Linked DNA regions of Mus musculus: all the other regions are linked to region 5. A link is a loop called in an ENCODE intact Hi-C map of the cell type or tissue named here. Cell type or tissue: heart. All regions are shown on one strand. Region 1 has its middle 31 kb from the start of n-TTagt2. Region 2 has its middle 6.3 kb from the start of Gm33321. Region 3 has its middle 17 kb from the start of Gm33321. Region 4 has its middle 19 kb from the start of n-TTagt2. Region 5 holds the start of Fgf9 (fibroblast growth factor 9).

The links. Peaks named below come from ENCODE experiments on the same cell type or tissue, not always from the same donor. Only the 100,000 strongest peaks of a DNase experiment are listed, where the experiment ranks them.
Region 1: it touches region 5 in a loop (2.1-fold over the local background); 2 of 42 quality-filtered maps call a loop at or near these places.
Region 2: a loop joins it to region 5, with 2.9 times the contacts of the local background. A loop is called at or near these places in 2 of 42 quality-filtered maps.
Region 3: it touches region 5 in a loop (1.9-fold over the local background); 2 of 42 quality-filtered maps call a loop at or near these places.
Region 4: a loop joins it to region 5, with 2.8 times the contacts of the local background. A loop is called at or near these places in 3 of 42 quality-filtered maps.

The regions. Positions count from the first base shown.
Region 1 is chr14:58,784,263-58,789,262 of GRCm38, forward strand. No RefSeq gene overlaps it. Among named protein-coding and RNA genes, the nearest start is that of n-TTagt2, 31 kb to the right of the region's middle. In heart, no CTCF peak of the experiment used is centred here; DNase peaks (open chromatin) are centred at 2,729 and 3,099.
Region 2 is chr14:58,304,611-58,309,610 of GRCm38, forward strand. No RefSeq gene overlaps it. Among named protein-coding and RNA genes, the nearest start is that of Gm33321, 6.3 kb to the left of the region's middle. In heart, no CTCF peak of the experiment used is centred here; no DNase peak of the experiment used is centred here.
Region 3 is chr14:58,281,476-58,286,475 of GRCm38, forward strand. No RefSeq gene overlaps it. Among named protein-coding and RNA genes, the nearest start is that of Gm33321, 17 kb to the right of the region's middle. In heart, a CTCF peak has its summit at 3,098; no DNase peak of the experiment used is centred here; H3K27ac peaks cover 837 bases.
Region 4 is chr14:58,797,060-58,802,059 of GRCm38, forward strand. No RefSeq gene overlaps it. Among named protein-coding and RNA genes, the nearest start is that of n-TTagt2, 19 kb to the right of the region's middle. In heart, a CTCF peak has its summit at 3,058; DNase peaks (open chromatin) are centred at 4,422 and 4,712.
Region 5 is chr14:58,068,100-58,073,099 of GRCm38, forward strand. Fgf9 (fibroblast growth factor 9) reads left to right here and starts at 4,587. Exons shown (of 3, transcript NM_013518.4): 1 at 4,587-5,000. The coding sequence starts at 4,957. In heart, a CTCF peak has its summit at 3,094; DNase peaks (open chromatin) are centred at 2,602, 3,132 and 4,072; H3K4me3 peaks cover 3,159 bases; H3K27ac peaks cover 2,691 bases; H3K27me3 peaks cover 533 bases.

The DNA of each region.
Region 1 (5,000 bases), 720 kb after region 5:
ACTGCTAAGACTCAGCATCACCCCATTCACCCTCTGATCTTTATTGGAAGGCTTTCTTCATTTCCAACAGTAAGCCTGACTTCTGTACATGCAGGTACTTCCAGATGCTTTGACCCCCAGTTCCCAAGCTGAAGCCGAGGTATGGAAAATTTTAAAAGGCACACATTGTCCCCATCAATGCAAATAAAAACCTCTCTTGCCTACTGAGAGACTGGGAACTGGGGATACAGATCTAAAATAGTGGCATGCCTGCACTGGAATTCAGTCCAACACCTCCCATGACTGTCTTGAATGTTTTTCAAACACAGGAGAAGTTGAAGTTTAAGCCAGAGTGAATTTGTAAAGGAAATGCCAGGTGGAGAATGACTCCAAATGCCTGTGCTGTCCACAAACTCCCTGCCTTGGTTGTCTAATAAATTCTAAGTTCTCTCTTTAGGAAAACTGTATGCACATATTTACAGAATAAATAGTTTTAACTACCCTCTCTCATTTCGAAGCTCATATTATCACTCTCTGGCCATTTGTACTCACTTAGGGTTATTTTGGTTTCCAAGGCCCTGGTTTAACATTCATGCTATAGCTGATGGTTCTTTTGGGCAAGACCTTGAACAGCAAATGTTGCACAAATATGTTTCCAGGTTCAACTGGGCATCTTCATTCTACAGTGACTGTGTAACTCCTGTTTGGACAGAACTCTCCAAAAGATAGGACCATTCCCTGACATGTTACCCTGGTTTCTCTGCAGAGTTGAAAACTGGCAAATATTTTTGGAGCCAGTGGAAACATAGTATATTTTATAATCTTTTATTCTAAAAACTAAGTTTTACGATCTACTTACTACCTCTTACACTTTTACACCGCTGCTGAGTATTCTTCTGATGTCTGCAGACACACCCAACACTGGGAGTCATGGCCACAGGGTGCCAGCATCCAAAGCAGCTTCAGTGCCACTCGACTGGAGGAGATGATTGCTGATTCACATGTTAGTTCTCATAGTTGGCTCTTGAGACAGGGACTTTTGAGCACTTGGAGATTTTATTGTGATTAACAGGCTTTAAGGTTGCATATCAAACCACTAGAAAGCACTTAAACTAGGCAGCCCTATTTGAAACCTTCTACTCAATCCTATGACCTTCAGGGTAGCAAGATGAATACAGAGACAACAAGTATAGTTGCTAAGCATACTTCCTCTGCTGGTATACTAAAATCTTCTTGAATACTTTGCTTACAGAAAACATCATTTGGAAGCATCATTTTACATTCTGATTGTATGGCTTCATGGCATCTTTGTCTCAAAATCATGTTCATAGTGTCTTTATCGTTTGAAACAGTGTTAGTGTTAGGAAACAAATGGTAGTGGAGTTCCTTTCCGGGGAAGAGGAAAACACGCAGATGCTATTGTTTCCCTGGGTGTCGAGCTGAGTGAGCATTAACTGACACCAGAAGGGAAAAGGTAAGGTGGCCTTTCCAAACATGCGTTTTATATGACATTTATACTGAGAATCTTGTCTATGCCACCGACTCAAAATTGTTGGGGCCAGCCAGCGGCTCACATATCCGGGTTCGAGCCTGGAATGCATCTTGGAATCTGGAAGAAAAGAGGGAGCCTAGGCGGGTTGAGAAATAATGGAACCAAGACAACTAGTCTGCTCAAGGTTCAAATTTTTAATGGCGGACACGCTTTATAAAGGAGGGGGGAAAGTCCATTCCCACCAATTCATCCTTGGAGCCTGGAACCAGCTGCAGGTGTTGACATGCAGGATGGGGCATAGTCTCCAGAATAGCTCTGGGGGTGGGGGGCTCTCAGCAAGTAGCAGTATCTTGAAGAGGAACAGCGGCAGTGGCAGAACAATAAAGTGATCTAGGGAGGAAGGCTCCGCCCTAGATAATCTCTTTAGTGGTAGCAAGGTCGAGTTCTGGCTTAGCCTGCTTCAGACTAATGGGAGGCTACACAAAATATTAAACAGTACTAAATTTATTTTATAATTTTAAATGAAGGAGAATCAGATGAAAGGATTAGAAGGGTTATAAATGGAAGATCAGGAGATCTGTGTTGGCAGGCTTGGTGTTATGACTCATAGCAAGATTATAAAGCTGGTCCTACCAGTGCCTTCTCTACAGTTATGGAGATCAAACATTTGACAAGAAGCAAGGAGGAGGGATGGATCTTGGTTCCTAGTTTGAGAAGACTGGAGTCTGTCATGGGGTAGGAGACATGGTCAGGGAAGCAGCTGTGAACATGGCTGCTGTAGACTCAGTTGCTTGCACAACTCTCAGTAGACTAGGACCAAAGCAGGATCCATGGTGCTCATCTGGCTTGCTCCTTCTTCCCTCACACTAGGATGAGCCTTCTTCCCTCTAATCCCCTTTCAAAACCTCTTGCTGACAAACCCAAAGGTATGGGGACATGGGTTCTGTTCCATTGGGTTCTAGAGCCTCCTGTCTTATGGCTACTGTGCCCCCTCTCCTACTATGCCATCCCAGGCCATTCTCTAAATCTTGTCCTGTTGTAATGCAAACCAGAGGTGGAGAAACCTTTCCTCAAAGGCCAAGCAAGAAGGCTACCGAAGATTTCTGCCCGCCTCCATCTGGATGTACTATTTTACTATCAGAGACACTCTTCCCAAATGCAATGGGCCCACTGCTTTGCCCTCAGTTGCTTTCTGCCAGCTCCAGGCTGACTGGCTTCTAAACCGCAAGTGTTAGGGGAAGTAGAAACACTTCCTAAGGGACCAGCACCCCTCAATCCCATGTTTCCAGCTTCCAGCAGAGAGCCATTCTCAGAGCCTTCTTCACATGTCTGAACACAGGGCTGACAGGCTCAGTTCTGACAGCCAGATTCTCCTGGCCTCTAGCCCTGAGGCCCTTTGAACCATCTGTCTGTTGGTAACTGGGAACCACTCCTAGATTCCTGCATTGTTGGATAGCTGACCCTCCTTTTCAGTCAGAAGTATTAGGGATATACAATGTTTCTTTTAAGCTACCTTCCCAAGATCTTGGGGGTAGAACTGTTAATCAGCTAAACTGTAATCCTGGATCAGATTTCTGCTCTTGTCAAGACTGCCTCTATGACAGGGCCCAGGCCTGAAATGGAGCCGCAGGCTTGGAAGCCAGCCCTTGTCAGTGTCACAGTCTGTGGGCCATGCTATGCTCCCTCTTTCCAGATCTTAATTGTCACAATATAGCTGCAGTTACTCAACTCCTAATGGAATAATACCAGTGCTTTGTGGCTGAAGAAATAGCTATGAGACAGGAAGGCTTTTGCTACAGAGAGATTATTAATTACACAATTTGGAGAGGTGTTTTTAAAACAATGTATTTGGAAAGCAATTTTTTCCACAAAATAGTATATATTCAAATAAGGCCACAAACAATCTAACATTCACCACCTGACATCTGGAAACTACATGCAAATGTTGAACATTTGCAGAACAATAAGAAACTGGATCCCTGGGTGGTTTGTCACTGCAGCCCTGACACATAGCCTGAGCTAGATACTCCTACATAAGGAAACCCAACACACCCTTCAGCTTGACCTACTGATGACTGCCAGCTTTGGCTGAGGGGCCACTAGAGATGAAGGACATAAGTATAAAAGCCAAAGGATAGTCCAGACCGTGTACTAGTGTTTGAAACTGCATTAGAATCTGAGCGAGTCAGATTTCATCTCAACTGTCTCTGATGTGGCCCATTCAGGAAAAAAAATCCTTTCTTTGTTTTTGTGTCTTCAGGGGGTCTCATGTAGCAAGTACAGAGCTCCAGCCATGGTGGTCGCTAACAGTGTTTGAGGAGGGATTTAGATGCACCATAAACAGTTCCTGAATCATCTCCCCAGAACCCCCATTTGCTCACCTACCATCTCCAAGCAAGGGCTCTGTGTGTCAACTCTCTCTAGCCACTTTCTCAACAATAGAAACCACCAAGATCAGCCGTGTGACATTTGGGTCTTTTAATCTTCACCCAGAAACGTTAGAACATTTTTTCCCCTTATCATTCTGGAAGAATCTTCCAAGCATTTCTGGGTCTGACTAAAGATTGCAGAATTCACATACTTCTGCCAAATAGTGTTTAATATTAACACCAAAAAAATAAAGAGTATTAGCCCTCAAGTCATGCCAGAGCAGGTTCAGGCAGAGAACAAAGCATGTCAAGTGTGGATTGCCCAACAAGCATGCTTCTCATAACACTGGCTCTATTGTCAGCAATAATAAAACCCGAGGAAAGACCTTGGCAATGGTGCTGTGCATTTATTTGGTTTTGAGCTTTGATAGTAAGTTGGCTGTGATGTGATCTTCGTTATTCTGAGAGATGTAAAATGCAGCCTGTTTGTGAAGACCTTTGCCAGTGACTGACAGGTGTTTATTTCAATGTCACGGGTGTTCTGCGTGCCTCGTGTCATTGGGTACTTGTTCACTTTTCCACAAATAACTTCCCAGGTAACAGTGACACGCCTGGACTTATTTGACCTTGTTATACAACCCCACATTGCAGCAATCAGTTTGGATCTTACTATATGTGATGGTGACAGAACTTCAGTGTAGTGATGAAATGGCCAATGGACCAGCAACTGTGCTTCGCCTATGGCAGTTTTGCCTAAGTACAAACTGTATACCAGATTCTCAGTTATAGGGGGTTTTAGGTATAGTTTTATACATGCAGCAACGAACTTATCCAAGTCAGAGTAGCAAATGTATAGGGGCTTTAATAGATCTAATCTTTTCAAAGAGAATTTATCCTAGGGAGTCAAGGAGGTTACATTTTGGAAGACTTTAAACAAAAATCAGTTTTGGAAGACTCATGAAAATTTCTTGTATTAGGAGTTCTCCTTTAAGTGAATTAAATTAGCCTTCATACTTTATATTGTTCCCCTAACAGACTGACAGTCTACGAGGAAGAGAGGTAAAGGCTAAGTGAATTAAAAGTCTGGTGCCTGAGCTAGGAATGGGGAGAAGCAGGGTCCAGAAAGACTGGTGTGGGGGCCTTGACAGTACAGAGACAGT
Region 2 (5,000 bases), 240 kb after region 5:
GGGGTACTGGTTAGTTCCTACTGTTGTTCCACCTATAGGGTGCAGACCCTTCAGCTCCTTGGGTGTTTCTAAAGAACTTCCAGAGTCAGCAGAACCAGGTCGAAAAGGTCATGGAAGTTTCCAGTTGGTTGGTCAACATGGCTTCCCTAGGAGTACCTGCATGCTTCACCTGCTTCTAGTGTCTCAGAACCTGGTCCTTTCAGGATTCTTATGTGTGTGGAGCTGTGTCCCACAGGTTTGATTTTGATTTGCCTGCTGGCTGGTGCTGACGGCCCCGTGACCTCCTTGGTAGACATGTCCAGTCTACCTTGGTGAATGTTCTTCATGTGTCTTTTCGCATTTTTGTTAGATTGTTTTCATTGTATGATTGCTAGACATTTTCAGATATGAGTCCTGGACTGGATGAATAATTTGCAAATTGAAAGATCTATGATTTTTTCGCATATTGGGGGGAAGTAGAATAGAGAGGAGTCAAAAGAAAGAAATTGAAGAAAGATCAAATATAGATAAGGCTGCCATGATATTGGTCCAGGAGAAGGAAATGGAAAGAGAGAGCCTATTTTTGCAAACGTGTGTTTTCTAGGTTTGCTTAAAGGTGACCACTGCATTTTTTTTTTTTTTTTTTAGGAAGAAAACCATCCTTTGGTCAATGTTTACCCATAGGGGTGCAGCCTCCCTTTCTCAGACTGACTAAAAACAAGATTTATATTTTAACGGTGTGCCTTTATCTGTGTGTGGATATGTGCACATGAGTGCAGGTGTCTGTGGAGACCAGAAGAAGGTGTTGGATCCCCTGGAGCTAAGTTTCAGGTGGCTGTGATCTCCCCACTGTGGGTCCTGGGAACTGAACCAGAGTCCTATTGAGGAGCAGGAAACACTCTTATACTCCTGAGCTCTCTCCTGTCTGCACCTCACGTCTCCCAGACCTTACAATGATGTGCTGCCTGTAGAGATGGTCTGGCTTAGTCATGCTTATAACATGGTTCAGTTTCCAGCTCAGCTGGCAGTGGTACCCAACTCCTAGGGTCCTAGCTAGGGCTGTGGTTGTCTTTACTTAAAGGTTACTTTGCAAGAAGAGTGCAAGGGAGACCAAAGTATGTGGGAGTTCTCTTAGAGAGTCGATGGTGATTCTTTATGAAGGAGAAAATGGGTTGGAGGAATGTTTGGAGGACGCAATGGATTCAGTACTCTAGTTGATTCTGGGACAGTTTTTTTGTGTGTTTGTTTGTTTTTGTTTTTTGCATCAAAGTGGAAGTTTAAGGTGAAGAATTAAAAATCAGGAATGGATTTTATAGTCAGTTTCAGTGAAGACTTCCATTCATGACAGCATAATATTGCTAAGATTCATTGCCTGTCCCCATACCCCAGGCTTGCTCTCACGATTTCGAGGTTCCAGTCTTGACCTCTGCTCTGCGTGACTCTGTTCACAGATGATATAGATGAGGAAGGGGTACCACAAGCATTACCTAGTGAGCTCAGAGGAGTATCACAGGCATTACCTAATGAGCTCAGATGGGCTGTGAAACTGGTGATTGAAAGCATAAGGCAGGGGTCAAAGCAGCCTGGGTTCTGTTAGGCACAGCTACTCCATAGATCCTTGGGTGTAGCTGCTTGCTCTAGGATGAGGGCCCCACCTTTTCACTGTCTTTATATCCTTTCAAGATCCGCCTTTTGAGTCTATATTTAACAGCAATTGTCCAAGTCATATTTTTTACAGTCACTTATAACATATGTTTTGTAAAAATATATTTTGGATTTATTTTACTCTATGTATATGAATGTTTTGCCTATATGTGTGTAGGTGTACCATGGATATGCCTATTGGATCCTAGGCATTAAACCCAGGTCTTTTGCAAGAGCAACAATGTAACCACTGAGCCATCCCTCCATCCCTGTAACATGTTTGATAGCTACTGTTTATACTCTAGGTGTACCCTTTGTTCAGCTTGCATTGGTTCATATTATCTGCCTTGGGTATTAGCAAACCATGAAACAACTTCCCTTCCAGGCACTACTGTAGGGGTCTGTGCACACGGGGGTAAGGCACAGGGGGCATCTACCTTGCCCTTGTCTTCTCCTCCACTAGGCTGCCCCAGGGACAGAGGAGACCTACTTATGAGGTTCTTGCTGCTCTGACCTGTGAATATCAGATACTGTCACCTTCCACTGTTTTCATCTTACACCTGAGAGCTGCGTTGGACCACATCCAGGATCAGTCACCACGATGACGCAGGCAACTTTGGAGGTCACTAAATGAGGTCTTCTCATATCCACTGTTCGCTCATAGCTTTGTCTAATACAAACAATGATGCATCTGTTGGAGCGGCTTCCTTTTCTTGTACAAGTGGAGGGCTGTGCGCACATCTTGCTTTGATGGAAATGTGGTATTGCATTTACCTGTCCCTGTGGAGCAGTGAGACTGTGTTTACATAGCGTTAATACAAAAGCACCAAGACAGCATAGCCCTCAGCTCTGGGATCCCTTTCAGGCAGAGTTTGGCTCAAATTCCCTTAATATGGTGCCATTGTAGGGCTCGGACATTATTTCTGCCTATCCCAATTTGTTCATGGTAATATGTGAAAGCAATACAAATGCCCCAGATTTTCAGGTCTATGAATAAAAGCGGGCAGATATTCCACACGAGAGCATGCCCAGTATTCTTTTATTGGCTGGAAGGGAGTCCCTATACCCACATATATTAAAGTGTGCACCTGCCTTCAATAAGCCTGAATCAGCATATGTAAGTGAACTGCATGCCAAATTTGGCTTGTAAATCAAGAATAAAAAGAGCAGGCGTGTTTCTGGGCAAGGGAAAAAGTGAAGAGGCTCAGTGGAGATTTGTGAGCTGAAAATGATCAGTCAAGCCTGTGAAATCCTCTCAAACAGCCCGTGAGTTTGTAGTAGTTTTCAGATTTCAGAGAAATAAAGGAAAAATAGCTAAATTCTCCTCCAAAGCTGCCCAGAGCTATGATGTCATATGCATTGTGTAATTTAAAAATCCATGTTCTTTCTACCATCATGAAAAACAGAAAGCAGATAAAAATCCATGAGCATAGCTGTTGGATAATCCACTTAATGCTGGTACAAAACAAAATGAAACAAGACAACCAATCCTGGCACTAGAGTGAGTGATAGTTATGTCAGTAAAGCGATTGCTGCGAAAGCATGAGGACTTGAGTTCAAATCCCCAGCACCCAGGCAAAGAAGCTGGGCATGTAATTAATTCTAGCATTGGACAGGCAGACACAAGTGTATCGCTTGAGTTTTCTGGCTAGTGGCCTAGTCCCCTTGGCAAGATCCATGCCAATGAGAGACTCCAAAAATGAGGTAGACGTCCCTGAGCAATGTCAGCAAGGTTGTCCTGTGTTTTTCATATGCGTACACAGAGACAGACACACAGATACAGACACACACACACACTTGAAAACATACACGATCATGCACATAATCATACATATGAACATACACATGATCACACACACAGATTCATGCACTGAGCAGAGTGTTCTTATGCATTACATTGAGCCAGACTCAGATTCTATGAAAGGTTATAGCATTGTACTGAGTGAATAATTTCTGTTTGCCAGTCTGTCTGTCGGTCTGTCTGTCTCTGTGTCTCTAGTTCAATCTCTCTGTCTCTGTCTCTATTTCTGTCTCTTTTTCTGATTTCTTCCTCTCAGTCTCTCTTTCCCCTCTTTTTTCTTTTGTGTGTGTGTGTGTGTGTGTGTGTGTCTGTGTATGCATATGAAAAACATATTCTGGGGACAGAACCTAGGGCCTCTTGGCATACTTCCCCACTGAGCTATAATCCAGATAACAAATAATTTCTGATGCTATGCCTGTTTAGGAGGGGTTAAGAGAGGAGGGAGAGAGAGGAACAGTAGAAGGAGGAGGAGAGTGAGCTTGAGAGAGTGAGAAAGCAAACAAGCTAGAGATATTCATTTAGCTGTGTGAGGCTTGGTGTCTGAGTGGCATAGATTATGGACACAAACATCATTTTCCAGGATTGGAAGAAGACAAAGGGGAGGCAGAAAGCACACACTGATTGTTTTTGGCAGCTAAGTGTTGTAAGGATTACCCAGGCTACTCGGTGAGATGGAATTGCTCAGAGGCCAGAGAATAGCTTTGGGCTGCACCAAGGAAGGGAGAACAGCACGTGACACTGGCTGGATCCACTCACCTATGCTGTGCCATCCCTGGGCTGGTAGTCTTGGGTTCTATAAGAGAGCAAGCTGAGAAAGCCAGGGTAAGCAAGCCAGTAATTAACATCCCTCCATGGCCTCTGCATCAGCTCCTGCTTCCTGACCTGCTTGAGTCCCAGTCCTGACTTCCTGTGGTGATGAACAGCAATGCGGAAGTGTAAGCTGAATAAACCCTTTCCTCCCCAACTTTCTTCTTGGTCATGATGTTTGTACAGGAATAGAAACCCTGACTAAGACATTGGTCACAGGGGAATGTGGTTTTAGTTCTTTTAGAAGCCTCCATTTGATTTCCACAGTAGCTAAGCTGCTCTACGTTGTCCAAGTGGTGTATAAGAGTCTCTGCTTCCCTCAGTCTCCTTAGAATTTGTTATTTGTTTTCTTAGTGCCATTCTAACTGAGTTGATACTGAATCTCAATGTAGTTTTAATTTGGATTTCTTTCATAGCTCATGATGGTAAACATCTTTTTTCATGTTTGAAGGATATTTATACTTCACCTTTTGAGATGTTTCTTTATTCTATCTATCTATCTATCTATCTATCTATCTATCTATCTATCTATCCGTCTATCTATCTCTATTGTACTGCCTGATTTCTTAGTGTTTACATTTCTCTAGTTCTTCATACAGTTTAGATATTAATTCTTTATCAGATGTGTGTAAGTGAATATTTTCCTTCTCATGTAGACTGTCTCTTCAATGAATTGTGTAATGAGGTCAGTCCACAGGTTTGTGGTATACAGTTTGTTGAGATATATCATTCCTGATATTTCTATGTTCCTCAGGACCTTAATATTGAA
Region 3 (5,000 bases), 210 kb after region 5:
TTGAGCAGATAGCCTGTGTTGTCTCCATTCTTCATGTCTCTTGCCCCTCAGTCCCCACTCTCCCTCTTGCAGACCCCATTGACTGACCTGAGGACCGGGTCACCTGGTCAACGTTTAGCACAATGCCTTTCAGGCTTATCCATGTTGTTGGGAGTGATAGAGCATTTCCCTGGGACTTATAGGAGACAGAAAAAAAAAACCCCATATATTTGGTTTCTATCTCTATTTCCTGGCACACATCTGAAACTCTCAGTATCCCTAAGCTGTGGGAGTCATATTGTAGGTTAATGGGATGGCAGGACCTGGCGATTCCTACATATCTGGCTTCTGGATGGGGGTTTGTTGTCAGGGATACTGCCGCCCATGAAGTTAGAAGATTGCAGTTTTTTTTTTTTTTTTTTTTTTTTTTTTTTTTTGGAGAGGGGCCCAAAAGAGTTGACAACCAGAGGCCAATGCTGTGAGCAATCACACCAACACAGAGCGGCTGTGATGGTAGCCATTCCCATGTTCTGATGTATCACTCCACCTGGCTGGTCTCCAGCCCCTCATAATGAATAAGAAGACTTTAGCATGGCACTGCCCTGAATCCTGTGGTTGAACGTAAGAAGGTGGTTTAGGGACTAATCATTTACAGCCAGGTGATGAGAACATAGCTGCGATTTGCTCCTAGCATCTGAGGTGGGTCAGTCTCACTGGTCTGCACTGTCTTCAGGTAGACAGTGTCCACTAAGTTAGACTGTAGGATGCCTGGCATGAGGGCTGCTTACCGAAGCGGAAACATCCAGATGTGGCTGTGCACAGCAGGGCTCTGTTCTAAATGCGGGGTCCGAAGTGGGTTGTTTGGAAGCACCAAGTATTGAGACAACATTTTCTCTCCCTTAGTTACATTTCCTTTTATCCATTCATCTCATCTCACTAGGTGTGTCTTGTCTTGGTTGCTGTGGCACGTGCTTCAAAAAAAAAAAAAAAAAAAAAAAAAAAAAAAAAGGCAGGCCTGACTGTCCATTGTCACAAGAATACATTGCATGGTTTAAATGGTTGTCACTTGAAGGTGTCTTTATTCAGCATTTGGCATCACAGCTTTCCCTGAAGTAGTGATAATTTGTGAATTTGTGTTTTATTTAAATATTGATTATAGCTCTGCACAGTGTTTTTCAATAATTAATTAAAATATAATTTATATCATCTCTCCTCCCTCCGACTTCTCTCCCATGTTCAACACTCCCTCTCTCTTACATCCAGGAACCTCTTCTTTAATCAGTACTTTTCCCCCAGCAAAGTGGAATCTTAGACGAAAGTTAGTAGAAGCCTCTTTCAGCTGCCACCAGCTTTCTTTTCCTTTAACGGGCAGGGACCTCTATGCAAATTCAAGGTTGTTTTGGACATGCGCAATGCAGTGCAGCATGCACAGAATTCCCCGTTGCCACCCCTGCCTGCACCCTGGCAATCACGGAGTCTGTTTCCTCCCCGTAGCATTTTTCATAGTTTATATTAGGATCCGTTGAGTCACTGTGTAAAATGAAGATTAAGGACTTTTTTGTATCAGTAAGAGTGTAAATAACAAAGTCCACGTGCTGCTGAGAAGACCTTCATAAACAGGGCTCTCAGCAGCGACAGGAGAAGGGGCCGATTAAGCGTCTTACTCTGTGGGCTCAGTGCCCGGTTTTACTGAGAGGGAGCAAGGCGTATTGCGGGCTATGAAGGGTGATGTGGGGCCACTGGGCTTTCCATGTTCTTGCTAGCAATTCTGCCTTTCAGAAGACACTGTGTCTTAGGCGCAAGTCCTAGAAATATCTTACTTGAGCCACTTCCACCTGAGGCTGATACCTGAAGTAAACTTCAGGGGAACCAATTTTTTTTTTTTGTTATCATTAAGATGTAGAAGTAAAAATTCAGTGGAATCTGGGTGTGCCTGATAAGATTTGAAAACTTTCTGAAGATGGTAGTTGGAGAGAAATGGAGGTGGGCTTGGTCACGGCTGGTAGGGAAATTGGGTCTGCTTGGGTTTGATTTTTATTTTATTTCCAATTTCAAATCAAGGAGACTCTTGTGTGTGTGTGTGTGTGTGTGTTTGTTTGTTTCTTTAAAAAAATTTTTTTTATTAGGTATTTTCTTCATTTACATTTTCAGTGCTATCCCAAAAGTCCCCCATACCTCCCCCCCCCCCCCACTCCCCTACCCACCCACTCCCACTTCTTGGCCCTGGCGTTCCCCTATACTGAGGCATATAAAGTTTGCACGACCAATGGGCCTCTCTTTCCACTGATGGCCGACTAGGCCATCTTCTGATACATATGCAGCTAGAGACACGAGCTCTGGGGGATACTGGTTAGTTCATATTGTTGTTCCACCTATAGGAGACTCTTAAGGTGACAATGGGAAGTGTTGTGCTTAAATGGATTGATCTGGTTACTTACATTCGGAGACTTGGTTCTTAGCTGGTGGCACTGTTTTGGGAGGCTGTGGGACACTCGGGAGGGAGGTGGGGATATAGAGGTAGTGGCTTGCTGACCGGTATACCTTGAAGTTCATAGCTGGGTCCTGCTTCCTACTGCATCTCTGTCTCTGCTGTCTGATTCACCAGGGATGTGAAGAGGCCCAGGCTTGAGCTCTCATACATCCTCAGCAATGAACTCCACCAGGCCGATCTTCCCAGGAGGCAAGATAAATCCTCTCTCCTTAAAGTCATTTTATCAGGTGTTGGATCACAGTGACAGAAAAGTAATTAAAAGTGATTCCAGCAACATTATGAACTAACCAATACCCCGGAGCTCTTGACTCTAGCTGCATATGTATCAAAAGATGGCCTAGTCGGCCATCACTGCAAAGAGAGGCCCATTGGATTTGCAAACTGTATATGCCCCAGTACAGGGGAACCCCAGGGCCAAAAAGGGGGAGTGGGTGGGTAGGGGATTGGGGGGTTGGTATGGCGGACTTTTGGGATAGCATTGAAAATGTAAACGAGGAAAATACCTAATAATAATAAAAAAAAGTGGTTCCACATTTCCCAAACCAGAGTATTTTCTCGGTCTCCCTCCTTCCATCTTTAACACAGGCACTTATGCCTGAATGGTGAAACTGTAGTTCATCAGCCCAGCCAGTAGGGTTGTATTACCACAGGCAAGGACTTCCCCAAGGCTCCTGCTGTCTCCTGGTTAGTCCTTCTTTGCAAACAGAAGCTCTCTAGGGAGGTTGGGCCAGTGCAGGGAGGCGTGTCCTCAGTCATTTGACCTGAGTTCTTGCTACTTCCTTTTCTCCCTGGCTGTTTTGGACTCCTGCCTCTATTTCTGTATTGCTGCGACTGTCTCATTTTTAGCCTTCCTATCAAGGAAGGAGGTGTTAGTTTCCCAGAACATTCTTAGAGTGTCTTGTGTTGACCTCAGTACAATCTCTGTTACAGAATGCTCATTTTGATAAAGGTCCTGCTCTCAGAAGGAAGGAAAAACAGGGCATTGCCATTTATGAAGCCAATCTTTGATCCTAACTAGGAAAGCTAGATCTTATGTTCAAGTCTTCTAGACTGTGAGGACCAGGCTGCCTCAAATTCATAGCTATCATCATCGGAAAGTGTAAAACCACACCCCTGAAGGCTAGTGCCGGACTTGGCTTCCATGTTTTATTGCTGGCCGTGTGTGAAAGGACAATTCGATCTTGCTTATCAGAAACATGTCTCTCGTATTACCCACTGCACTGTGAAATACACACTCTCTGGAGTGAACGCGCACTCAGAGCATCTCCTTCCAAAATCAGGTCTTAGGAGAAATTTGTGACATAATTCTCAATAAGATTTGGCCTTTATTCTGTCTTTGACAGTTTTACATGCATTGCTGTCTTACTATTTAGCAAGACTTGGTAATATGGAGCACCCCACCCACCCACCAACAAACTAATCTTTTGAAATATTAACATGATAATTTTTTTTCTCTGCTGGTAAATAATCGCATAAATCATTTCTACTTTTAAAACTATTCACCAAGAATTATTTTCATTTCTGATGATTTTAGGAGTGGTCAAATTAAAGTGATAAATAGAAAGAAAAAAAAAAACCTCATAGAACCTCAAAGCTTCCACCAAATTTTGTCTAAATTGTTGAGACACATTTTTGCATCTCCTGAAGGTCATGGCGTGGCAAGCTGGGCAAGATGAGTGCGTTTGGGAGCACTGAATGATTAGAGGTGAAATGAGAGGGCAGGTAGAAGCCCCTACATCTCTGGAATAAGAGCAGTATGTAGCATATGTATCACGGGACTCTGTGGGTGCTACATGCCAGAAGTGGGGAGAGTTTGGGCAAGGACAGATACAGAACACACACATGCACGTGCACTCATAAGTGCACACACACACATACACACACACACACACACACACACACACACACACACATGCATATACACACACCTTGATATGACAACTGAGCCGTTTGATTTCCCCCAGTCTCCTAGCAGGCTGCCTCCCAGCTCTGTCATCAGGGCTCCCAGGTCAGCGCTGTCAACTCTGCATGCCTGTGTGGGTGGCCTCTGTCTGACTTTTGTTTCTGTGCAACATTGCCCTCTCACACGTTCTTCAACGCCCCCTATGAATCCATCATAGATGGGAAACTATCTGCTGTGATTTTCAAGCAAAAATGAGTTCATTTCGTCTGAAGCTTTGAAAGAGAAGGTGGATTCTTTCACCCTGAGATCAGAGCATTTGGTGGTTAAGACTGGGCCAAGGTTGCTCCCGTTGCTAGGGGTCCTGGTCTGCGTCAAGGATGAGAGTTATGGGGGTGCGGCGGAGAAGTGCAAGTGAAGGGGCCACCAATGCGTGCCTTCGCTCCCAAAATCTGATTGGAGAGACCTCCTACAGTTACTGGGGTGGATCCAGGGCCGAGGACTCCTGCCTGGCAAGGTGGAGTAAAAAATGTGTTTATGAAGGAGCTCGTCCTGCAGCACAAATGGATGTTGAAATAGACCAGAACAAGGCAAAACAGCCCACCAGCAGATAGCCATAAAAACTGAGGT
Region 4 (5,000 bases), 730 kb after region 5:
CTGGGGGTACTGGTTAGTTCATATTGTTGTTCCACCTATAGGGTTGCAGACCCCTTCAGCTCCTTGGGTACTTTCTCTAGCTCCTCCATTGGGGGCCCTGTGTTCCATCCTATAGATGACTGTGAGCATCCACTTCTGTATTTGCCAGGCACTGGCATAGCCTTATACCAGACAGCTATATCAGGGTTCCTTCAGCAAAATCTTGCTGGCATATGCAATAGTGTCTGGGTTTGGTGGCTGATTATGGGATGGATCCCCGGGTGGGGTAGTCTCTGGATAGTCCATCCTTTCGTCTTAGTTCCAAACTTTGTCTCTGTAACTCCTATCATGGGTATTTTGTTCCCTATTCTAAGGAGGAATAAAGTATCCACATGTTGGTCTTCTTTCTTCTTGATTTTCTTGTGTTTTGCAAATTGTATCTTGGGTATTCTAGGTTTCTGGCCTAAAATCTACTTATCAGTGAGTGCATATCTAATGACTTCTTTTGTGATTGGGTTACCTCACTAAGGACGATATCCTCCAGATACATCCATTTGCCCAAGAATTTCATAAATTCATTGTTTTTAATAGCTGAGTAGTACTCCATTGTATAAATGTACCACATTTTCTGTATCCATTCCTCTGTTGAGGGACATCTGGGTTCTTTCCAGCTTCTGGCTATTATAAATAAGTCTGCTATGAACATAGTGGAGCATGTGTCCTTATTACCAGTTGGAACATCTTCTGGGTATATTCCTAGGAGAGGTATTTCTGAGGAACCGCCGGACTGACTTCTAGAGTGGTTGTACAAACTTGCAATCCCACCAGCAATGGAGGAGTGTTCCTCTTTCTCCACATCCTTGCCAGCATCTGCTGTCACCTGAATTTTTGATCTTAGCCATTCTGACTGGTGTGAGGTGGAATCTCAGCATGTCTCCTCTTGTATGATAAAATTGCTTTATTCTGGGTCCTAGCCAACTCTTATCTCAGCTGCAGTAGTTCCTAAAGTGGGCTAGCTCACACTCATCCAGGACTTCTCAGATTCTTGTTCTGAATTGATAACCCATAACATTGATCTGTGGGGGAAAATAACTAAACAAACTATGAGCTCTACTGTTTGAAACCTTGAAACAAATACTATATCTTTTCTTTTCAAATATTTTACATTGATGATTTATAACCATTTAAATTGGAATAGAGAAAGTTTGTGGATAGAATGAAATTGTTAAGTCTTAAATTTAAACTAGTGTTTTAATTTGAGTCAACTACTTACTGATGTTGAATTTAGAGATGGTTCCATAATATCCCTGTACAACAGATCTTCACATTTGATAGCTATATTATAGGACTGTCATTGGAAATGAACTGATTAATTTCTGCCATCATTTTATGACTGTCTGGTTTCAGTAAACTCACACTGTTAGTATTGTTACCCTCATATGGAAGCTATGTGAGCTGGTTGGAGAATAGGACTAGAATCCAAGGTTGTTTTGAGAAATTACTCTACTGTTCACCAGGAGATAATAGTTTTCTTACTGAAATTTGTTCTGACACAGAGCAGTGATGAGCTGAAAAAACATAGCTTTGGGTTGACAATCCCACACTTGGGGACTGAGTCACGCGGAAGCCTGTCTTCTAGAATTTGAAGTTGTCCTCCTTGACTTGGAAACTGGAATTAAATGTCACTGCCAAAGTCATTCCCTATAGTCCCAGATCAATTTTCAAATGAGCATAAAGTTTCTTTGAGACAAGAATGAGCACTCTAATCCACATGACATAATTCCCAATAAACAATGTTAGCACCCCAGAAATCCAGCCAAGCAATCCTTTAACCACCACAACATCTGCTGAGTGAGAGTGGGCCTGGGGCCCTGGGTGAGCTGGGTCTCAGTATAAGACAGATGAGAGGCAGCCTGCCAACTTGGGAACACCACATTTTCCAACATTTTATAAAGGCATAGTAGAGGCATAAGAGAAGATACAAACAATGGGCTGGGTCATGTCGACCTGTCTTCCAGATCACTCAGTGACTAGGAATATAGTCACTGAGTGATATAGGAATAGACTGTTCAGTGTTGTCTGCTGAACAAAGATCTGTCCCACTTTTATTGACTCTGCAGACCAAGGCCAGACTATTGAACACATGCTTTTGTAGAGAATTTGATCCCAACTTTTTACAGTCTAATAATTTATCTTCTGCTTAAACTGGATACATTCAGCTGTCCAGTCCATGAACCAATGCTAGATTCTGAAGCAAAGTGCACACGTATGATGAAGTTGGAGAAGTAAAGATGGATTCGACATGACTCGGGAAATAAGCAAGTAGCTCATAAGAAGAGGAGGGGGCCTGGGAACCAAAAGAGACTGCCTGACAGCAGACAGAAAGTGATTTAACACTCAGACAGAGGAGAAAACTGAGATCTGCAGCTATGGCCAAAAGATACAACCCGAACCAACTGTACTGAAACGAGACGGGAAGGACACGACATATTACATCGACTTTTCCCATCACAAGATGTAAGCTAATCTACTTTGCTAAAAGCAAACACACTTCACCCTTGAGAGAATATTAAGTGCCTTGAAAAGGATCTGGGGCTCACTTCATAAGACACATTTCATCAGATATTTAGAACGTTCACTGTAGAATCTCTAGCCCTTAGTGTTTTTCATTTTCTCATTCTTCTGTGATAATGAGAACCACATTCACTCAGGGAACAAGTTACAACCCAACATTTTCCCAACCCTGGTACTCACAAGTAGATGCTCATATGAGGTTTTCATTCCCAGATACGAGATTCAAATGATTTAGCAACAAATTGTACACGTGTGTATGCATACACACAAGTACACAATTTTTAATATATAAAGCCATGACCCTAATCAGCTTTAAATTGTTTTACCCATCACACATTCTGGTAGCAATTACATCTGTTTGACTGTATTGTTACTATTCTAATTTCAGTTGTATTGCATTTATTTATTTATTTTGTACATGGTAGGTTCCTATGTGCCATGATGTACATGTGGAGATCAGAGGTCAACTTGTAGAAGTTAATTCTCTACTGCCACCCTGTGACTCCTAGGAATCAAATATAGGTCATTAAAGTTGATGGCAGGTGTCTTTAACCTTTGAACATCTCTCTGGTCCCTTGGTTTCAGAACTTTGGAAATTATCTTAATTTACAGACTTAGTATGTAGCTGTCATGTAGCAAAGCTACCCCATGTTCAGTGTTCTTGTGGGTTAGTGAAAAACGAAGAAAGGATTGGGTGGTCCCAACATTGCTCTTCAGGGCATCACAAAAGTGAGTTCTGGTCAGACTCATGGTTTACTGTGATCCATGACAGTGATTATTTCAATTATACTGACTCAAGGCATGAATATATTTTTGAAGAAATAATACAATTAATATATAACTAGCCCTGTTACTTCAATGATTAAAAGAGAAGGAGTGGAGGATTAAAAGAAAAATGAACCACCAGCCTAAGTGACAATTAAACTGAAATAATGCATAAAACCAAAAGAAATGTGACATGGTGTTTGGTTTACTGAAAGTCCTGTCATAAATGTTCTTAAAAGATATTCAGTGGTGGATGTGGAATCCTGAATGTTGCTGTTTGTTTTATTTTTCACGTGTTCACCTTTCTTCAACATTGTTATTTCTGGAAATCCTTTCTTGTGGTGGATGAGTTCATCTCTTCCTTCTCCACTTCACTTCTGCCATGCAGACTAAGCCCTCATCTCCACCTGCCCAGCCAAGCCCTGTTCTCAAACTCCTCTGTCACCCTACACAGTTAGCTACAGAACTACCACTACATCTCCATGCTCAGCCACCCTGTTCTCCTGTTCAGGATCCCTGGGTTCTCTAAAACCCAATAACTGAATCTAAACTGGACTGAAACAACATCTACAAATTGAACTTCAGCATTAACTATAGGAAAGGCATAGTGAATATGTAAAAACCAGGGCTACCCAGTGCATAGGCGTTTCTATTGCACCAGTAGTCAATAGATACATTTCTTGCATTGACCCACTGCCAAATCTGAACTTTGTGGAGTTTTCATAACTTGAACTGTCATTTTTTTCTTTTATTTCATGACATTTTATATCATGTCAAACGATTCAATTATAGAATTATTCAATGTTTATACTATATTGCTGTACATAAAAGAAATTATGTTTGTTGCTTTTGTTCATTTGTTTTGCTTTATTTTTAGAAGAAAATCAAGAAGCTAGGGCTAGAAGTTTGACCACCAGAGACTTAGTAAATTCTAAGTAATAATAGATTCAAACCTAGGAATAAAAAGTGATGAGTGATTGCTCAATGGGGTTGAGTTAAACAAATGTAGCGATGCCCTAGCCACAAAGACAGCTTCCCAGCTGTAATCTGTCCACTCCTGGCTTCAGTCTCTATCCTATGACCTCTTTATAGCTCTTCCAAACAAGTGCCAGCCATATCACACCTTGTCAGGAAGATTGTACAGTCAGTCTAAAAGGGGACAAACCCAACAAAACTTCACAGTAGACAAGGTGGGCAAAGAAACACACTAGCAAAGAATTTCCAGGTATCATTGGAAGTGGACTAGGGTCTCCCCACATTGTGCTGGACACCAGGGTTTAGAACATACCATATTCTTTAGTCTCAAAACTCCTGGTCTCAGGCCAATCATTGGGCTATTTTCTCATCTGGCAGGCTCTATACTACAAGCACTGTTACCAGAGTGATTCCAGGCCCACTGTGCTGCTCCAAACTCTACTGATGCTGTAAACATCAGAAATAGCCACCATAGCCTTTCCCTTAGTTGGCTAGCTTTAAGGGCTTCAAACTGGAAAGGACCACATGGCTTTTGGGTAGCTGTTCCTATGTTATTTCTAACTGAATGTGACATGCAAAGTTCTTGACATTTCAGAATATTCTCTTCCTTTGAGCCCGACTAAGAGTCAGGTCTACCTACAACTTCATGTTTACAGGTAGGTAAAGATCTACTGGTTTGGAACAGCAAGTAAAATGTTTAACTGTTT
Region 5 (5,000 bases):
TATCTTTAGCATCAATGTAGCTAATAAGAGAATTTGATACTACTCTTACCGTAATCATGCTAAGCTTTTAAATTACTCTAGGAAGGATTATATATTTTCAAAATTGAGATTGTTTCTATTTAGAAATATTATTTATATCTTTTAATTTGTTCAAAAATGTTTTGTGTCTATAGGGAGATTTAAAAACCTTTCTTCATATGCTTCTTGTGCTCTTTTATTTTTTTGTCCTTTCCCTACCTGGGGTCTATAGAATGTATCTAACTGTGTTACATACTCAGAACCACAGGCTGTTAAGTACATGTGCTAATTATTTACTCATGAATATTTATTTGGTAAAAACACACTTGCCAGATTACTTTTGGTTGTTTTTGAGGTAGGTTTTGCTGTATAGGACAGGGTGGCTTTGAACTTTCAATGCCCAGCCTCAGCTTCCTGAGGGCTGGAGTATAGGTATGTGCCATCAAATGTTCTGCAAGAGTGTGTCTCTTATAATACATGGCATTGTTGTGCCATGTAGCTCTGAGGTGTACGAACTTGACTTCACCATTTGTTAGCAATGGGGTGATGGGTGTGTTACTTAGTCTTCACAAACCACAATCTTCTCATTGGAAAAATGCAACAAAATAGCATTCACATCATGAAATCAGTTTTGAGAGTAACCACGAAGTCAGTTTTGAGAATAAAATGGCTAAAGCACAAAAGTATTTGGAATGTCTGCAGCTCTGGAAGCAAGCCAGGCCTCCCTGCAATGGTTCCATGCCTACCAAGTTGAAACTTTTCCATGAGGTCAGCCTGGGAACCCAAACCATTCCCCTTTCACCCAGTGCCATTAGTAGCTTGAAGGGTATGGGTGGGGTTGGGAGAATGGAGGGAATAGAAAATGGAGGGCTGTGACCTGGTTACACAGCCATTGTTACTGGAAGGGAATGGAAGGATTCTGTGCTGATTGGTTGTGTGTGTGTGTGTGTGTGTGTGTGTGCGCGCGCGCCCGCGCGCGCGCTCGAGTGTACATATGTACAAAGGACACACCAATTAATGGACAAAAGAAGGGCAGGTGAAGAGAACTAATGGCTGCTTCAAATGTGTGGAAGACTTATGGTCATGTTTATATATGTGTATCTAAGCCAGGGTGCACAGCAACTCATGGGGACCCACGAAGTGGGGGGAACATTGTTTACCACAGTGAGCATAGGTAGAATGTTGGATGCCATGATGCAGATCTGTGGATGCTTGGGGCATTTATTCCTTGTTATAGGCTCCCTGACATCCCATTGTTTATCCCAGACTGGGTCCATGCACTAACGTGATAGCAGAAAAGACAAATGATATCCTGATAGAAAACACAGGTAAAGGGGGAAAATGAGAAACGAGAGGATTAAGGCATTGGAGGAGAGACAGCATTAGAGAATTTGGGGATTGGGATCCACTAGAATCTACTGAATACCCCAATGTGCAGAAATGCACTAAGGGCTATACAAAGAGGAAGGATATGGCGAGGGCAGCTGGCTTGAGCGTCTATTGTCTATGCCTGCTTCATGTGCATTTTTTTTTTTCTCTTAAAGTCAGTCATCCAGGCAGGTGTAATGAAGCCAGTTAGTTAGTTGTACCATGTGTGTCTAGAAAGCAAAGCCACCATCTTGTTGTAAGTCATTGAAGAGTATTGGTAAAAACATCCTACAAGCTGAATGTGGGGAGTCTGTAGTTATGGTATAGCTCTGAAGTAATCCTGAAACCTTTTGCCATGGGAGCCCGTTGACTGCTTGGAAAGAAACGTTATAAGGTCAGGGAAACAGCAAGGTCATCGTTTCTATCACTGTGTAGGGAAAGGACCAAATGTAAGTAGCAAAGAAACCTGATGGGCAAGCAAAGAGGCAGGGAGTCAGGAAAGCAGCTTGCAGGCAGAGTTAGGGATGCAGATGAAAGGAGCTAAACTAACTGTAGTGGGAATGAGATGCGAAGGGCTGCTTGCAGTTTCTACCAACAAAAGTGCTGGGTCAGCTACTTTACTCTCTCCTACTGCTGCATCACTTTTAAAGGGACAGGATGCTTCAAGACTCAAAGGCGGAAATGATCTCTGCTCATAGGCTAAGAGGCTAAATTCAGACCGAAAAGACTTGGTTGGAGACAGTTGGTGGAAAAACTGCCTTGGAGGAAATGTCTGCGCCCTGTTCTCCATCCTTTTACAAAGTGCCTTCCTGTCTGCATTTCATTCTCTCGATCGCTTCTACCATTAAAAAAAAAAAAAAAAAAAAATCAACCTGGCACTTTGTACCCAAAGGGTACAAAGGCAGCGCCCCTGCTTAATCCACGGCCCTTGGCGACTTGGGGTGATTAATGCGAGCTACTCTAATGGTTTATGAGAAGTGTCACTTCCTCCCAGTTTCTTGTATCTGCCACTAGGCAGTTAGCGTTACAGCCTGCTCTCTAACACCGTGGATGAGACTGCTGTAAATACCACACAGCAGGGTTCTTCTGCAGTGGAAACTTGTAAGCCAGACTCAAGAAGCCAGTGCCCGGACTCCCGATGACCCCAGACTGCGGCAAAGAGGTGTGGGAGTGGACAGAGGGGAGGGTCACCTGGCCCCACTCTTTTCCCTTGGGGCCTTGCGGGAGCACGCTTTCTAATCCCGGGGGCAGGGGAAGGTCGCTCCAGGGATGGGCACCTCCAACGCCAGCGAAATCTGCAAATTCATTGCTTCCTCCGTCTTTGGGGCGAAACCCTCTGGTCGGAGTAGGGCCAGCCCCAGGGCTTCGCCGCCATAGGCTGACTTCTCCCCCAGAAAAAAGCCTTTTATTTGCTTCTCTACTGCAGGGCTCTGGTCTTTGGACTTTGCTTCCCTCTCGCACGCCGTCGGGAGCTGCGCTCAAGTCTTAGCAACTTTCACCATCTTGACCCGAGAGTCTAAGACAATGTGAACAAAGAGGAGCGTGGGGGGGGGGGGGCGGGGGGGGGCGACGACCAGGCCTTCGGGCGGGCTGCGGAGACAGTGCTTGTGTTGGGGACGCCGCGCTCAGCGGATCGGGGTGCTGGCTGGTGGCTGGGCGCGTACAGCGCCACCGGCGGCCCCTGCCCCTGGCTGCCCTGGGCAGTGCGTTTCTTTGTCCCTGCATGGGGCTGGGCTCAAAGGCTGCTGGCCTCGAGCAAAAGCCCTGGCCCGGGACCAGAGCTCCGGCTTCCAAGTCACCCGCGGCAGCGAGCGAGCCCTGAGCAGCGAACAGCGCCCGTGCCCAGCCGGCGGCTCCTGTCTGGCTCTTAGGCTATGCAGAGAGCTTCGGGCCATGGAGCAACCCTGGAACTCGAGCCTTTCACTTCCAGGCAAAGTAGAGCTCAAGGTGGCAAAGCCCGTCCTGAGTAGCTTTGTTTGGGGGCGAGAGAGAACTCATTGGAACCTTCTCCCTGAAGACGCACACTCAGATCTGGGGCGTGAGTCGAACTCAAGGACAGGGGCTGTTTTCAGGCGCCCTGGGTGCCCTTTGCTCCTAGCCGCGGGAACCTGGGGGGAGGCAGGACCCGAACAACTCAAAGATGCGAACCAGAATTCCCTTAACAAACCCGAGTGTGGGCCCACCAGTGTGTGTGTTTTGTGTGTGTGTGTGTGTGTGTGTGTGTGTGTGTGTGTGTGTGTGTGTGAGGGAGAGAGAGAGAGAGAGAGTGAGAGAGAGGGAGAGAGAGAGAGAAGAATCTGACTCACACCCAACTGTCTTACCTGCAATATTGTTTGCGCGTCTGTAAGTCTGGCTGTAGAATGAAAGAGAAACTGCCCTGTCCAACCAAGCTCCCTACACCAACCCTTCCCTCCCAGTCTATTTTATAATGCGACGCAAGGTTACAGAGTCCGCGCGAAAACTGCTTTCTCAGTTCCCCTCTGACCCTGCGTCTCTAGCAAGCTAGATTTCTTGTGGCCGAATGTCTTCGGGCTGCTGCTTCCCGTCTCTGGCACCGCGTCTCCGGCGTCTCTAAAGCCGGGTTTCCTAGGTCGTCCTCCCGGAGAAGTCCCGCGCTCTGCCCGCCTGTGCCCGGCCTGCGGCAGAGCGGCTCGAGCGTCAGGGCGGGCGCTAGGACCGGGCGGAGCGGGGCGGCCGCCGCGCTACCTTAAACCCGGCCCAATGCCGCCGCCTGCGCCACTCTGCGCGCCGGCGGGGGCTGCGCAGGAGGAGCGCTCCGCGGCCACGGCGCTGCGCGGCCCGCGCGGCGACACCTGTTCGCGGCAGCCCGGGCAGCACGCGAGCTCCGGGACGCGGTCCTCGCCCGCCGCTTGCCGCTCGCCTCACTGCAAGCCGCTGGACCTCCGCAGAGCCTCTGCAGCGTTCTGGATACTAGCTTTGGACGCCGAAAGTTTTTTCCCCCTTCTTTTTGTTATATTATCTTTATTTTTTGGAGGAGGGACTGGGAGGAGAGATTTGTCGCCGCCGCCAACGTGAGATTTTTTTTTTCCCCTTGAAGGATTCATGCTGATGTCTGCAGAGTCGGTTAGAGAGTAAAAACAGCGCATGCCTTTCTGGAGTCAGGATCCGTAAATTCTGACGTAGCCCGAGCATCTTAAAAATCCCTGTAATATCGCCCAGGCACTTACGTTGCTATGGTCATTCTGATCTCTAAGCAAATGGAGAAACTACGGATTTTTTTCCCTTATTACGGTCGGATGGGATGAAGACCTTTCTGCCTGCTGAGAGTCGAGGCTCCATATGTAGCGATGCATAGCTGTGTTGATCAATGTCAGTGTGTGAGTATAAAGTGGTGGCTTCTTAGACTATCAGTGGTTTGACCTTGAACCTGTGCCAGAGAAACAGCCGATTACTTTTATTTATGCATCGGATGGATTGAAGAAAAGAACCCTTTTTCCCTCTCTGTCTGCAACTGCGGCAAGGGAGGGGAGTTGGATATACCTCGCCTAGTGTCTCCTGGTTGATACCATCATTATTGTTTATTCTTGTGCTTAAAAGCCGAGTCCTCTGATGGCTCCCTTAGGTGAAGTTGGGAGCTATTTCGGTGTGCAGGA